2 separate regions of the Homo sapiens genome follow, and region 1 is linked to region 2. A link is a loop called in an ENCODE intact Hi-C map of the cell type or tissue named here. Cell type or tissue: dorsolateral prefrontal cortex. All regions are shown on one strand. Links, peaks and the distances in the headings refer to the core of each region. The heading gives the core; the rest is flanking DNA.

Region 1 (7,991 bases), core at 2,061-7,060, 79 kb after region 2:
ATTTTGAGTGAGATAAAAACTGAGAATTGACCATCAAATTTGGTAATAAGGAAGCTGTTTCAGTGGAGTGATGGATTTGAAAGCCTGACAGGGATGCTTTCAAGGAAGAATGGAGAAAAATAATGTCGAAGATAGTCATAACAGAGAACGGCTGCATAGGAGAACAGAATGATCAGGAGGTAGACAAAATCAAAGATATTTTTTGTATGGTAGAAGACCTTACAGTATGCTTATATCTAGATGAGGATAAACCAAGAGAGAGGAGAAAACATGATATAGAAGAAAAAATGAGAATTACAGAGTAATATCCTGAGTGGATGGGAATGGATGTGATCTAGTGCCTAAAAGAAGGATTGGCCCAAGTTAGGAGTTGTGATGGTTAATATTGAGTGTCAACTTGATTGGATTGAAGGATGCAAGGTATTGTTCCATGGCGTGTTTGTGAGGGTGTTGGCAAAGGTGATTAACATTTGAGTCAGTGGACTAGGAGAGGCAGACCCACCCTCAATCTGGATGAGCACCATCTAATCAGCTGCCAGCATGGCTAGAATAAAACAGGCAGAAGAACTTGGAAAGACTAGACTGGCTAAATCTTCTAGCCTCCATCTTTGTCCCATGCTGGATGCTTCCAGCTCTCTAACATCAGACTCCAAGTTCTTCAGCTTTTGGACTCTTGGACTTACACCAGTGATTTGCCAGGGGCTCTCGGGCTTTCAGCCACAAACTGAAGGCTGCACCATTGGCTTCCTCACTTTTGAGGTTTTGGGACTCGGACTGGCTTCCTTGCTTCTCAGCTTGCAAATAGCCTATTGTGGGACTTCACCTTGTGATCACGTGAGTCAATACTCCTTAATAAACCCCCTTTCATCTATCTATCTATCTATCTATCTATCTATCTATCTATCTATCTATCTATCTATCATATTAGTCCTGTCCCCCTAGAGAACCCTGACTAGTATAGGAGTATAGTTGTTCACTATTACAAAAGTGAAAGGAGTGTCTGTGGGTATAGACTGGGGTGATATTTCAAGGCTATGTACGTTTATGATAGTTCTAGTATGTTTAAAGCTGCCACCCATTCAAACAGATCAACACTCATGCTTATCAGTTATTAAAACTCTGTGAAATCATAGTTAGTTATAGCTATTGGGTAAGTTTATAGTTTGGGGGGTTGGAGAAGGTAGGCACTTCTTGTGGTAGTTCTGTTTGTTAGTGAAATAATCAGTGAATGTCAGCAGCTGAGAGGGAAGAAGTACTAGAATATTTTAAGATTTGAGGAAGTAAGATAAAGTCGCAATAGTGACCCTAGAGAACGAGAGAGTGAATGAAAATGTATTTGCATTTGGGAGAAACATTGAAAGCACACTTGAAATTTGTGATCATAAATTAAAATTGAGATCCATAGGCACAAAAGGCATATTTTTGTGTTTTAAATCTAGTTTTATTTAGCTCCTTAAATGTGGGTATAAAGTAGAGTGAGAGTTGGGTTTAACCAGGGTTGGCATGTTGCAAGGATAGAGAGAGAGGTACAGGAGAGTTGAGGGTTATAATGATGGACCAGAAATCAAAACCAGAAGTGAGGTCACTTATCATAGTGAAAAGGTGATAGGGCTTTGACCTTTTGCAGGGATCGTAGAACTTTTGGAGTCACGTGACTAAAAGAAATATGGGTGAAAGATAAGTGGATGCAGATTGGGTCACTTAAAAGAGAAAATTTTGAAGAAATATGTTATCAACAATGAAAATGGCTAAGGGAATGACAATAGGAGTGAGTGATAAATGGAGTAGAAGTGCAGTTTTAGGGGTAAGAAATTGAGAGACCAGTTTGTCGGTTTTATCATTTACTTGGATTTTGAAATCATCATGAATGAAGGTAGAAATGGAGGTGGTGAGGCAGAGAGTGACCCACAAGTCTTCAATGGATAAATGGTAGTGAACATGGTCATCCATGGATGACCTCCTAGGGAAGTACAGTAAGTGAGGCCATTTGCAACAAAGGAGCCAGGGGATTTCAGGCAAGCTGAAGGAACAAAATCAGGAAACGTTAACGGGGAGCCTGGAGAAAGTTTAATCTTAACTCCAAATCCTGTAATAAGTAGGGTGTAGGGGAGAAACAATACCAGTAGCTACTTAGGACCAAGGGTCTAGAATTCCTCATTCAATGTGCTCAGTGAACTGCAGAGAATAAGCCAAAAGTTTGAAATTGCACAAACTCAGGCTCAAACCCCAGCCCCTCTAGTCACTAACGGTGGACAAGTTACTTAGTAATCTCACTGAGCACAGGCTCTGTGACCGCCAAAATGGATGGAGGTGAAATGAGAAAATGTGTAGGGAACTGCACCCCACATTGTGAGGCCCACTATCAATGGGAGAAATTAATCAATGGAGTTCTCCTCCTGCCTGCCCAAACACTGTTCTTAGTCACAGTTCAGGCCTCTCTCATTTTTTTGATGTATACGTTATTTGTGCATTTGATCATTCAAATGATTTACTTAACCTATTTTAAGCTGGGTCGTGTGAAGATGAATAAAGTTTAAATCTTCAAGTCCCTTCAAGGTGGGGACCCTGTTTTTGATTATTATAACCCCTGATGTGTGTGTAACCATTTACAAAACATCTTCATGTATATCACTTCATCTAACCTCTATGTTACAGCTTTGGAAAAGGAGTTCAGAGTCTGACTTGCCCACAGTGATGACATGTAATGAACCTGGGATTCCGTCGCAGGGTCCTGACTCCCCAGCCACTTCTCTTGCCCCTGGGAATATGGCTATTTATGTGTGTTTTACAAACATAGACTCCTGCCTTATGCATTTGCCTTCTCTCTATGCTTATTTGTGGGGAACTTGATCAGTCCAAGAAACAAGTTCAGCCCTTGGAAGTCTTTGGAGAGAAGTAGCAGAAAACAATGGTGCTCAATCAGATGGAGTTGGTGAGATTATGTGTGAAAAAGCTTTGTGAGCTGAAATGTATTATGAAAATGTAAGGTGGATTTACTTTATTTTATTTTAATTTTTATTTTAAGTTCTGGGATACATGTGCAGAAAGGGCAGGTTTTTTACATAGGTACACATGTGCCATGGTGGTTTGCTGCACCCATCAACCCATCATTCAGGTTTTAAGCCCCGCATGCATTAGGTATTTGTCCTAATGCTCTCCCTCCCTTTGCCCTCCACCCCCTGACAGGCCCCAGTGTGTGATGTTCCAGGTAGATCTTTTTATAGACATGATAGCGGAGGTTAGAAAAATCCAAACCAAACTAACTGGGTAACTTGGAGACACTCTCTTACCCTCCATTTTCTCTGTATAAAATGAAATCAATAATACATTCCCTGTAGGGTTGTCGTGTGGCTCAAATATAATGGACAAGAATATTCTTTTAAAATTGAAAAGTGATTTATCAAAAAATGGACCTTAATAGTTCTGCACTTTAAGAGAAGCAGCCTCCAGACTGTCATACCCAGGGAGCTTGAAGCGACATGTGGTACATGTGGTGGGCAAGTTCTGGAGGAGCTTTCAGAGCACATAGCCCCCCTTGGGACCCCTGCAGATACACTATGTTGGTGGCTATCCAGAGAAGAATGATTCCTCCTGAACACTGATGACAAGTGCTAAGAGATGCAAATCGGCAGGGGCAGATTTGGCCTCCAGGGAGCCTAACTACAGCTTCTGCAATAAACGGCACTATGCCCCATGTTCTCTCTTCTCTCCTGTCTATTTGATAACTCCATTCACACAAAGAGGTAAAAGACTGATAGAAATTCAAGACTGGATTTGTCCATAGAGGATCTGTGCTTCACTGTGGGATACAGCCTTGATTTAAATTATTGCTCCTCTAAATGTAGACTTGAATTCATAAGGGATTAACATCAAAAGAGACATTTTGAGGAGGGGTTGGGGGAGAGTGAAGAGACTTCTGGGATCCCTGAAACTGTATCACTCATCCTGCCTTTCCATGGTGCTGTCTCCATCACACAGCACGGATGGGAAGGGTACACAGCAGATTCTCAATAAATAAAAACTGTATTCATTCTTAATAAATCTTTATTTATAATCTGTAAAGAACTCTCAATAAAAGAATCACCTTTGCTGTTGATTGAGCTAATGAAACATGTTTCCAGGGTCATTGAAAAGTAGCTTGGTAAAATTCAGGACACGATCCCTGTTGTAAGTCCACTGAATGGCTCACTGCTGGATTTTATGTCCTGTATCCTATAACAAAGTGGTCATTTCATTTTCTTTGTAAATAACTTAAATATCTTTAATTCACTTCTAGAGCATATTGCACATTACGTCTTTAAAAGTCTTTTGCATTTATTGTTCTTTTTTTCTGGCTGCTTTTATGACTAAGCACAGGCCACCCAACACATTGATGCAGGATGTTGGAGAACAGTTTTAATTTTTTTTCCCTGTCTTCATTTCCTCACTTGGAGGCTAAATTTAACTTTCTCTTCCCAATACTCTGCTGTACACAGTTGAGCTTGGCACTTTTGCTGAAAACTATGAGTCATTTTTCATAAACAGGGATTGTCATAAGTACTTGATTCACATTATAACAACAACAAATACAGAAAAAGGCCCAAACTGAATAAGTTCCAAATTTTCAGATGTTCTACAAAAATAGGGGGTGGGGTGAATCACTGTCTTTGGAGAAGATTCTTGGCTCTGTAGGTCTCATGATTTTTAATGTGTAAAATTTGTAGGATAATAGGAGTATAATAGCTATATAGCCAGCCTCACAAAAACCATCTCATGGTTATTAGGCAATATTATTTGCAGGTGTGGCAATATTCTTCTACTGTTTTTGAAAATATATGTAGCTGTTAGTAGAGTCTATTTTATTTTATAGGTTATTTAAATCATTATACTTTTTAAATGAATTATTTTTTAGACAAGAACATCATATACACAGTGGTGAAGTTAGAATGTTTTAAGTATAAGTAGGACAATATTCAGTAGAGTAGACAATTTAATAAAGCAGCCAGACAAGACCAAGTTCAGACTGTGTTGGGGAATTATCCTTCACTGGGAATGTGAAAGTTTGATAAATAAATAAAAACATTTATTTATTATGTGAACTATAAACTCATATAGCTCCTTATCTGTATAAGAGTAGATAACCTAGGGAATGAGACTTCACCAACTGATTGGACAGAGTCAGATTACAAGGAGAATTCAATCAATCAAAATTTAACCAATCCTATGGGGGTTTCGTACCACCGAATCAGAGTGCAGTGATCAACTATGGTACGAGCAGGAAGCTACCGTGGTATTTTAGAGGTAACAAAGGTAGGGAATGGTTGCAGATTTACCTATGGAATGTAACTGATTTATGAATAAACAATGTAATATTATATGGCAGAAACCATGAGCTGCTTATCCAAAACCTACTCTCTCTTTTCTTAGCAATAGAACCCTGATACACAGAGCAGCAATGTACCCAACTAAAACGTCTTCCAACTGAACCAAATCCCTTTAAACTGCTCTCCAAAAGTCCCACTCTTTGGTTGCTACTCACATATGGATATCTCTCAGTTGCAAAGAAAGTCAGGAAATACAGTCTTTTAAGTTCACATATTATAAAGTGGGAGAGGACATCGAAATCACACAGCCAAATATTCAATTTTATAAGTTGAGAAACTGAGACCTAGAAAACAAAAGCCACATTTCCTGGCTTTTTTTTGTAGCTACAGAATGGTAATGTTATATATCTGGTGATAGTGAAATGGGGATTTTGGCCTTAGCCTCTTTCCATCCTTCTTTCTTCAAATCTAAATACAATAGCTGGAGCTCCAGCAGCTATCTTTTTACCATGAGGCATCCTTGAACATGAAAGCCCCTTGCTAAAGATGGCAGACTAGAAAAGGAAAGGTTTCAGTCTCTCTGGGAATGTCAGGCAGCCTTACCAGCCATAAAACACCTGCATCTTAACTTATTTTATAAATTTCTATCTTTTACAGTCAATGTTTCGTAAGGTTTTCTTATTTTAAATGCAGCTGAACCCATCTGAACTGACACATAGCCATGAATACAGTGAGTGAGAGAAAAAACAAGGTAAATATTTAAATTTATATTTAAATAAAAAGGTAGATGGGAGATCTCAGAAGAATGCTCTGCTCCAGTTCTTAGAGAGAAAGAACAAAAACAAAACAAAACAAAACAGAAAAAGCTTATAAAAATCAAAAGGAGCTCTCCATGGTCCTGCCTTGGGAATTTAGGGTGGTGGGAACTTAAAAGTAATGGTGTTTATTTGGCACTTAGTGTTTTCTGTGTCCACTTTTTCCATGGGAATTTCTTGTGGAGGAGCGCTGGTCAAAGACAATTTTTAACAATAGCTACATTATTGAATACACATTTTGTAGAAAAACAAATACAGTGACCTTGCAGATAGAGGACTATGATTCATGATCTTTACAGCAAAGACAATCTGAGTGCCAGAAATTAAAAGTGTATTACTCCTGGTCATAATGTTAATAAGTAATAGATGTAAAATTCAAACCCAGATGTGCATGACTCTGTAATCTGTTAACAAGTTATCAGAGTATATCATTGATAAATCTGTCATTTATTATATAACTACTAGGCCCAGTAATGCATCAGACACTGTACAATGATTTTTAAGAATCCTGAGAGCAATATTGTAGATAATAAAACTGTAGACCACAGAGATTAGGTGATTTCATCAAAGTTAAGTGGACAGTATGTGGGAGAGGTATGATTCAAATTAAGCCCTTGCTAACTCTGAGATTGGGACTGGGGTCTTGGATTTGAGGCAGACACCTAGATGTGGCAACTGTGTGGCATTCTGGTAAGATAAGAAGGACATGTCCACTGGTGCTGAATCCACTATGCAGAATTAGAGGTGTTTGCATGCTGTCTGCTTGGAAAAGCTGTGCAGGAGAAGAGCACAGGTGATATCAATTAGGAGAGAAGAGAGGAGCTTATCTTTGTGTGTGTGTGACAGATATCACAAAAGCTCTGTGTAGAAGAGATCTCCTGGGTTGAAAATCCTAGAGAAGAGAGCCCCTGAGATCTATAGCCAGGTGGCACTCCTCAGCCTCAGCAAGGTGCTCTTAGGGAAAGGACCATCTTGGTCTCCCATTCTGAAGTCCATTTTCTAGTCTTTACAAAGTGTTCAAAATAAATTTGAAAGCTGCTTGAATAATGTGAATAAATAGGCACTTACTGATAGATAGAAATCTGTATTATACTGCAGAAATAGCACTGGAGTGGGAGTTAAGAAACCTCCTTCTGCTCCCAGTTTGCCATTTATTTCCAATGTGACCTTGGACAACTCACTTTTCTCTGGGTCTCAGTTTCTCTATTTGTAAAATAAGACATTATTGGATGAGATGACCACTCCTCCCAGTTTCCCCAGGACTGTTCCAGCTCTAAAATTGAAAGTCCCACTGCGTGGCAGCCCCCTCACAGGGAAAACCAGAATGATTGGTCCCCCTAACATTAAGGTTATGTGATGTGGATGTTCTCTTCCCTCTCTGGTCTCGAGTTTCCTATCTGAAAATTCTGGACTTGGATTTACTGAAGAGGACGGAGGCCTGGGGTGACCAACCATCCTGGTTTCCTGGGAGTGATTCCAGTTTTAGCTCTGAAAGTCTCATGTTCTGGGAAACCCCTCAGTCCTGGGCATACTGGGACATTTGGCTAGCCTAAGGGCAAGGAGCCTTCCAGCTCTGCCCTCCCAGATGTGGAGCTGGCCTAATTTATGATGCAGGCCCAGCCAGATGCACTATAGTAGGCTTGACCTGACCTAACTGGCCTAATTAGCTACTGCCTCTCAAAACATTGTGAGCAGAAGGCTGGGCTGAGCTGGTTAAGAGGCTCACAATTAATACCCTCAAAGGTTCATTTTCCGAGGCAAATCTATACAAAGCTGTATAATACCACAACAATCAAACCAATGCCCTGATTTCACACATGTGTTTACCCAGGAAAAAAGCTCAGGCAGTATTCTAATGAGAGGCTTTATGCTA
Region 2 (7,991 bases), core at 1,823-6,822:
TCAAACTTCCTAACACTCTGGGGAAATTCTTAAGCATAACAAAGTATGAGAAATGTTCCCTGCCTCTACAGAAAACGAATCTTAGTCTCTGGATGGCCAAGCTTTCTGGTTTCCACAGGCAAATGCTCCGAAACTGGGTGTATTCTCATAGCCGCCAAGGAGCTTTTAAGAAAAGTCACACCACTTTTAAGAAAGAACACACCGCTAAGTGCCACCAGACCAATTGACAGTTTCTCCTCAGAGCAGCCCTGGAATCTTTATTTGGAAATGGTGTGTAGAAGGCCCTGATATTCATTAAGGCTCCTACGGCTCTGTTGAAACCAGACTGGAATGGATTTTTAAAAGGCTGCCGTCAGCAAAGAGAATAAATTGTAATTATATCATCTGACACATTTGGAATGGGGTCTCAGGGCTGCCTCTGCCTGACATGCAGTTTATCTCTGTGGAAAGTCCTCATTTTCGTATTGATAGCAGTGCCCTGAAGCACATCTGAAGTCCTTCAGGTCCTTAGAGGAGAGAGGAAGTCTCAGGGAGAGTCCTCAACATTCTGGTTTTCTGTCTGAGGCCCTGCCACTCACTGATGCTTCCACCTTAGCACATCCCAGGCTATGCCTGGCTGTGGCCTTCACCGGTAGCTTTTGAGATAGGACCACCAGAATCCACTAGGAACAGCATCAACGTTAGATAAAGCAGAAATAACAAGCCTCACATTTTACAGCACTTTTCCATTTGCAACGCACATACACATCTTTTTATCTCATTAATCCTCACAACAAACCTGTGCGGTGGATGTCATTACCCACATGTTACAGATGATGAGATTGACGCCGAGAGAGATAAAGTACTCTGCTCAATCACGGCTAATGAATCACAGGGCTGAGCAGACACCCACGGGTTCTGATTTCAGACCTGCTGCTCTTTCCACAGTGCACATTAACCCGCCACATTCTCACAAGAGCCCTGCTGAAGCAGGTGTTTCACACTCACTCTCAGATGGCAGACTGAAGGTGGAAGCGGCAAGCCCGAAGTCATACAGTGAGCAAGTGGGGAGGTCGGGATTCAAACCCACTTATCTCCAATTCTAAGGTCAGCTGCTCTTTTATTTCATGATTCTATCATTTTCTTTGAAGGCTAGAATCATAAATTGTGTTTCTCAAACATTTTTGACATCAACCTATGGTAAGAAACTATCATGGTTCAATGCATTCACACACACACACACACACACACACACACACAAAAACAAAACAAAAGCATTTCAAACTGATGACTCTACTGTCATCCATGCTGTTCTAATCCTTTCATTTACAAAATGCTGGTTATGACCCATTAAATTTTTTCAAATTTGAAACAAATTTTCATAACCCACTGAAGGCCACAACTAATGCAGTTTGACAACCACTCTTCAGAATGCTCAAATATTCATTTTTGGTATACTATCTGGTATATATATAAAATACTGGTATATAAAATACTTTGATATATATTTATTATATATATACACTTTGGTATATATATTTTATATATATATTTGGTATATATATATTTTATATATATTTGGTATATATATATTATATATATATTTGGTATATATATTTTATATATATATACTTTGGTATATAGATAATATATATATATACTTTGGTATATATATATTATATATATATATATAAAATACTAGGTCGAAATCACAAATGTGGAGACTAAAACAAATTCGTTGGTGGTAACCATGAGCTTGACCAGCTTGGGCACTGCTGTCTGGTTCCACCTGCTTTTCTCTGGCCCCTGGGGTCGCCTCAGGCTCCCGGCCACCTCTGAGGCCGCAGTGGGGCTGTCAGACTGGCAGTGAGGCCAGCAGCCCCGGGATCCCCGGTAATGAATGCATTCTTCACCGCTTACCCTTTCCTGACTACCGTGAACAGTAATAAAAATGTGGGCAAACAGAGAGAGTTTAGTGTGTTTATTGCTGCTATTGAGAAAATAATGTGATAATAAACAGGGCCAGTAATGGAAATTGCTTCTAAGAATAAAATTATGTTATTATGAGTTACACACAGCCATTGGAAAGCATTTCGTCTCTCCAAGTGGGAGCTGCCTGGCTGCTTGGAGCTGTTCCGGGGCCTCCCTCCTGGGACCATGATCCTTGCTCCACTTGCCAATTTGAACTTTTAGCCTCATTGACTTCTTGGCTTTGCTGATCTTTGGAAACCAGGTGGCTTGGGGGGCATTGCATTTTAATTAGTGCATTTAATCCCCTGGCTGGTGTGTTGAAGTCTGTTACCTTCCTTCTCAGAGTGTCATTAGGTCTGGATGAGGAAACTCTTCTTCAGTATATGATGAAGGAATTAACTGAGAGCAGAGTTTAAATGCTCTACGTGGAGGAGAATCAGGTTTGACATCAGCTAATAGCCAATCCTGCCATTAACACAGGCATAGGAGTAAAATTAAGCCTTGAGAGCTTAACTCCTGTACTAATTAGAAAGAAAATGACAGAAAAAATATCAGGCTTGAAGAGCTGCGTTGACTTTGATGATGCCCAGGCATTTGCAGGCTAGGCACAGAATGCCCTTGAAACCTTTTCTTTACACTCCATGCATCATTTTACCTTATATTCCTTTGTAAAAATCATGTTTGCTCACATTCACCTTTCTACTGGGAATCTTTCCACTTTCAGCTTCACCTGTCAAAATCTTGCTCATTCTTCAATGTCCATCCCAAATGTGATGTCCTAGAGGAGGCCATGCTAACCCCCATGGAGCAATTCCTTCCTGTGTCATTCCCACATACCAAGGACCCTCTGTTAGGGAACTTGTCGTGGCCTTCTGAGTATCAAGCTAATTGCATTACGTCCCTTGTCAGATCATAAGCTTGTCAGTTCAAACTCTGGTCCTGAGTCATCTCTGTTCCCTTTACAGAGGCTGGCTCAGGCTACGTCAGAAGCCAGCTGGGTGTGTGGTAGGGCAGCTGATCTAAATCAAATGTAATTAACTATAGCATCTCTATTATGCTTGATGGGGTTCGGGCTGGGGCTAGGGTAAGGCAAGAGAGGCACCTAGCATGCGAAATCTACAGAAGCACTTGCAGGACTCTGAGAGCATCTCCTTAAATTTTACACCCTAGGCATCTCTCTTGCCTTACCCCAATCCTGGCTTTGGTGAGTGAAGTGGGAAAAGCATGGCAGTCTCCCTTGAAGAGGCATTTGCTGGACTCCTTTTGCAATGATGGTGTACTCTTCTATTGTGAGGATTCTTATAATCAATTGAGAAGAGCCCCCTTGCCTCTGCTGTTGTTCTCTTATAGGTGTACTTCTGCAGCTTCCCTCCTTATCCTAATCCCATGGGGTGGAAGGTAGTCAATTAGTCAGGTCCAGGTTTGGCAAGGGCTTTGGACTTCATTCCTAGTGGAATTGAAACACTTCACAGTTGCTGACCAGGAAGGCAACATGATTTGATTTGCATTTTCAAAGATCACTCTGGCTTATGTGTAGCCTGGATTGTTCACGACCCAGAATTCTGCGTAGCACTATCCACCCCCCACATATGTAACTACCTCTTTTAGACAAAACACAAATGTTTGTAACATACAGAGTGTGTAGAGAACTCCTCAGTTTGTAGATATTCATGTATTTTTTTTCTTGGCTAGAAACTTACCTTTAACTTGTAAAAAAGGTTCTGATTTTTGTTTGGAGCAAACATTTATGATGCTCTTAATAAGAGTTGTAAATTGTCTCCTTTTCCTCCTCATTGGTCATCAAGTTCATAGCACTTCCATGCTGTTTTACATGCACACGTTAAGTATTTTGGTTTTGGCTGTGCCCTTTCCCAAGAAAATTAAATGTACGTCAAGTGGCTGTAGGAGCAGGTGCCATTTCTTTGGATTTCTCACAGAGGAAAACATGTTATATATGGGTGTTCAATTTTATTTGATGTTTGGAATAGCAAACATCTTTAGGGACAAGAACAAACTTTCACAGACCTTGAACATTATCCAATATAAAATCCCCTCTTGGGGACTGTGATCTCTGGATCTTACTGCAGCCACAGTGGGGAGCCAGCAGAGATGGGTTTGGATGCCCTCCTGAATATGTTCCCCCTTCATAATCGCCTTCTGTAAACACCTCAACCCCCAATCTTCTTTTCTTTCTCTTTTGGTCTAAGAAAGTAAGTTGAGCAAAGCAAAACTGAGTTATTTGGGTGGTAAGAGAGGAGTAAGGGGAACAAAAGGCATATGTTTTGTGTGTGCATGTGTTTTAATTTCTTTCTGTGATGGAGATGAGTTTACCAAAGGGTGAGGCTTCTACTCTAAGATAGTGGTTATCTAACCAGGTTGACATGATCACCTGGGGAATTGGTTGAAAGGACAGTCCCAGTTGGTTATGGGATTGAATTGTGTACCCTCCAAATTCTTATGTTGAAGTTCTTCTAACCCCCAGAACGTCAGATGTGACCTTGTTTGGAAATAGGGTCTTTGCAGATATAATTAGGAAAGTTAGTTTACGGTCACACTAGATTTAACTCAGCATGACTGGTGTCCCCAGAAATAGGAAATTTGGAGACAGGCATGCACTCAGGGACAATGCTTTGTAAAGACCAAGGCAGTCATCATGGTGTTAGAGCAGAAGCCAGTGATGCCAAAGACCGCCGTGACCACGGTGAGGGGAGAGGCCTGCGGGATGAGGGGAGAGGCCTGTGGCAGAGGCTTTCTCACAGCCTCAGGAGGAAATGAGCTGCAGACATCTTGATCTCAGGCTTCCCGCCTCCAGAACTGCGAGACAGGTTTCTGCTTTGAAAGCCTCCCAGGGTATGGTGCTTTGTTTCAGCAGCCCCAGCAAATCCATACACCCTGAGCACAATCTCTGAGGCCAACCATCTGAACTCTTCAGGAGCCCTTCAGTGGCATATGAGGATGGGGTCGGGGGTGGTGTCCATTCCTTCTGCCCTGGCTGCTGTTCCCAGGCAGCTGCAGACACCCTCACATTGGAGCTTCTGCATCCTCCCTGACTCACTCAGTGTTTTCAGAGGTCTTGTGGGATGTGTGGACATGTTGCAACCAGCAGATGAGTCAGTCAGTCAAGATGAGATTGTTCACTCATTAAAATAGACTTCGTTGACATTCCTCTGGTTACCAAGAAAAAAAAAATGCTTGTGTACCATCCTACTACATAATGTCATGTACGAAAAAGCAAACGTACCACTTTGTTCTCAGCACCCAGTTTCCAAAGTTTGGTAAAGACAGTAGTATTTCTAATTTCAAAGAATTTGAATGTACTTTGAAAACTTATGGCTTCCTGGGTTGCTAGTTAACAACAAATGCCCATCAATCAATGACTGAGTGGATAAAGAAACTGTGGTATGTATATATGATGGAATACCACTCAGCCATAAAAAGGAATAGATTAACAGAATTTGCAATGACCTAGATGAGATTGGAGACTATTATTCTAAGTGAGGTAACTCAGGAATGGAAAACCAAACATTGTGTGTTCTTACTGATATGTGGGAGCTCAGCTATGAGGACACAAAGGCAAAAAGAAACTGCTCTTCATTTTAAAATGTCTACTAAGGCATTTAGTATTCTTTCTGACAAACAAGTCCCACCAGGCCCACTTTTGTTTCCTGTAGGACTCAGTAAGCAAAGGAGACAAACTTCTTCCCAGACAAGGCCAGTTAACAGTGTATACATAGAAACCGAAAGCTGGAGGGAGCTTTTAATTTTTCTTCTGGCCAATCTGACCTCTGAGACCAGGCTACTTGTCCGACAGCACTGGCTTTGCCATAGTTATCATTGCAGAGTCTTTTTTCGTAAGTCTGTCTCAGCACATTTCAGCATTCTTTGACTCACCCTTTAGGCTGGAATTTATCAGACTAGTTCTGAGCCCAAAGGTGATTTTTTTTTTTCTGCTAAAAGTTTGGTAAATTTCTGCCCAGCCATTTTTATCCTGCTGAAGCATGAAACAGAGTTATCATGTTCTGAAAATTGTTTAGATGCTTTCCACCCACCTCCAGCCACATAACAGGAGCTGTTTTCCCTTTTCTTAAGCAAAAATTTTCCATGGCCTCTTCTGAGTACAAGAACTGCCTCACTGTGACACTGGGAGATTTTTTTCCCTTGCCTGAAGCAGCCCAGGAGAAGGCGCATGGGCTTGGTAAAAGGTAGGCTTGAGTTTGAGTCTCACTTTTCCAATCACTAGTTGTGTGATCTTGGGCAAGTTATTTAACCTTTTAAAGCTTGGCTTTCCTTACTTATAAAATTGAATAATAAACACTTTTCAGACTGATCTTGAGTATTCGAGTTTATATATGTAAAACGACTCAGGATGTGGTTCTCAAACCTGTATGCCTGGAGAGCTGTTTTATGTTTCTGTTTTTGTTTTAATGGACTTTATTTTTCAGAGCAGTTTTAGGCTCACAGCAAAATTAGGTGGAAGGTGCAGAGATTTCCCACACACTCTCTGCCTCTACACATGTACAGCCTCCCCAGCTATCAACAACCCCCACCAGTGTGCACTTTTGTTGCAATGGATGGACCTACACTGTCACACCATTATTACCTACAGTTCATAGTTTACATCAGGGTTCATGTTAATGTTAATGTTCTGTGGGTTTAGACAAACATATAATGACATGTATCTACAGTATAGTATCATACAGAGTATTTTCACTGCTCTACAAATTTCCTATGCTTCACCTGTTTATCTCTCCCCACAAATCTGGCAACCACTGATCTTTTTACTGTCTCCATAGTTTTGCCTCTTCCAGAATGTTGCAGTTGGAATTATATAGTACGCAGCCTTTTCAGATTGACTTCTTTCACTTAGTAACGTGTATTTTTGTTTCCTCCATGTCTTCTCATGGCTGGAAAATTCATTTCTTTGTAGCCCTGACTAACATTCCATTGTCTTGATATACCATAGCTTATTTATCCATTCACCTACTGTAGGACATCTTGGTTGCTTTTGAAGTTTGGCCATTATTCATAACACTGATATATATATCCACATGCAGGTTTTTGTGTGGATATAAACTTTCAGTTCCTTTGGGTAAATACTAAGGAGCATTAATGCTGGATTATATGGTAAGAGTATGCTTAGTTTTGTGAGAAACTACCAAAGTGTCTTCCAAAGTGACTGTACCATTTTGCATTCCCACCTGCAATGAACCTGAATTCCTGTTGTTCTGTATCCTCACTAGCATTTGGTGTTATGCTCTGGATTCTGGTCATTCTAATAGGCATGTAATGGTATGTCGCTGTTGTTTTAATTTGCATTTCCCCGATGACATATGATGTGGAGCATCTTTTCACATGCTTATTTGCCATCTGTCTGTCTTCTCTGGTGAAGTGTCTGTTAAGGTCTTGGTTGGTTGTTTTCTTATTGTTAAGTTTTAAAATTTCTTTGTATTTTTGGTCAACAGTCTTTTATCAGATATGTCTTGCAAATATTTTCTCTCAGTCTGTGGCTTGTCTTTTCATTCTTTTGACAGTGTCTTTTGTGAAACTGAAATGTTTAATTTTAATAAAGTTTAGCTTATCATTTCTTTCTCTCATGGATCAGGCCTTTGGTGTTGTATCTAAAAAGTCATCACCATACCCAAGGTCACCTAGATTTTCTGTTAGGTTATCTCACTAGGGGAGCTTTTAAAACAAAACTGCCCTAGACAAGATGAATTTCATTTTCTGGGTAGTGAGGCTACACATCTGAATAATTTTTAAATGCCCCGAGACTCAAGCTCTGTGAAGGTTAAGGACTAGTGGGTGTAATAAAGATGAACTTCAGAAGCGTTATGCTAAACAAGAGAAGCCATATAAAAAAGACCACATTCAGTATGATTCCATACATGTAATATTCTAGAAATGAAAAACTAGTGACAGAAATCACATCAGTGGTTGTTGGGGCCAGAGTTGGGGAAAGAGATTAATGTAAATATACATGGGGAAATGTTTTGGGGTAAAAATGTTTATAAATTGATTTGTTAATACTCATTTACCTATAT

What was found. A loop is a pair of places that touch in the nucleus more often than their neighbours do. Peaks named below come from ENCODE experiments on the same cell type or tissue, not always from the same donor. Only the 100,000 strongest peaks of a DNase experiment are listed, where the experiment ranks them.
Region 1: it touches region 2 in a loop (10-fold over the local background); 1 of 110 quality-filtered maps calls a loop at or near these places.

Annotation. Positions count from the first base shown.
Region 1 is chr2:14,675,457-14,683,447 of GRCh38, reverse strand. No RefSeq gene overlaps it. Among named protein-coding and RNA genes, the nearest start is that of LRATD1, 47 kb to the right of the region's middle. In dorsolateral prefrontal cortex, for the core only: no CTCF peak of the experiment used is centred there; no DNase peak of the experiment used is centred there.
Region 2 is chr2:14,754,188-14,762,178 of GRCh38, reverse strand. No RefSeq gene overlaps it. Among named protein-coding and RNA genes, the nearest start is that of LRATD1, 130 kb to the right of the region's middle. In dorsolateral prefrontal cortex, for the core only: no CTCF peak of the experiment used is centred there; a DNase peak (open chromatin) is centred at 4,925; H3K27ac peaks cover 672 bases.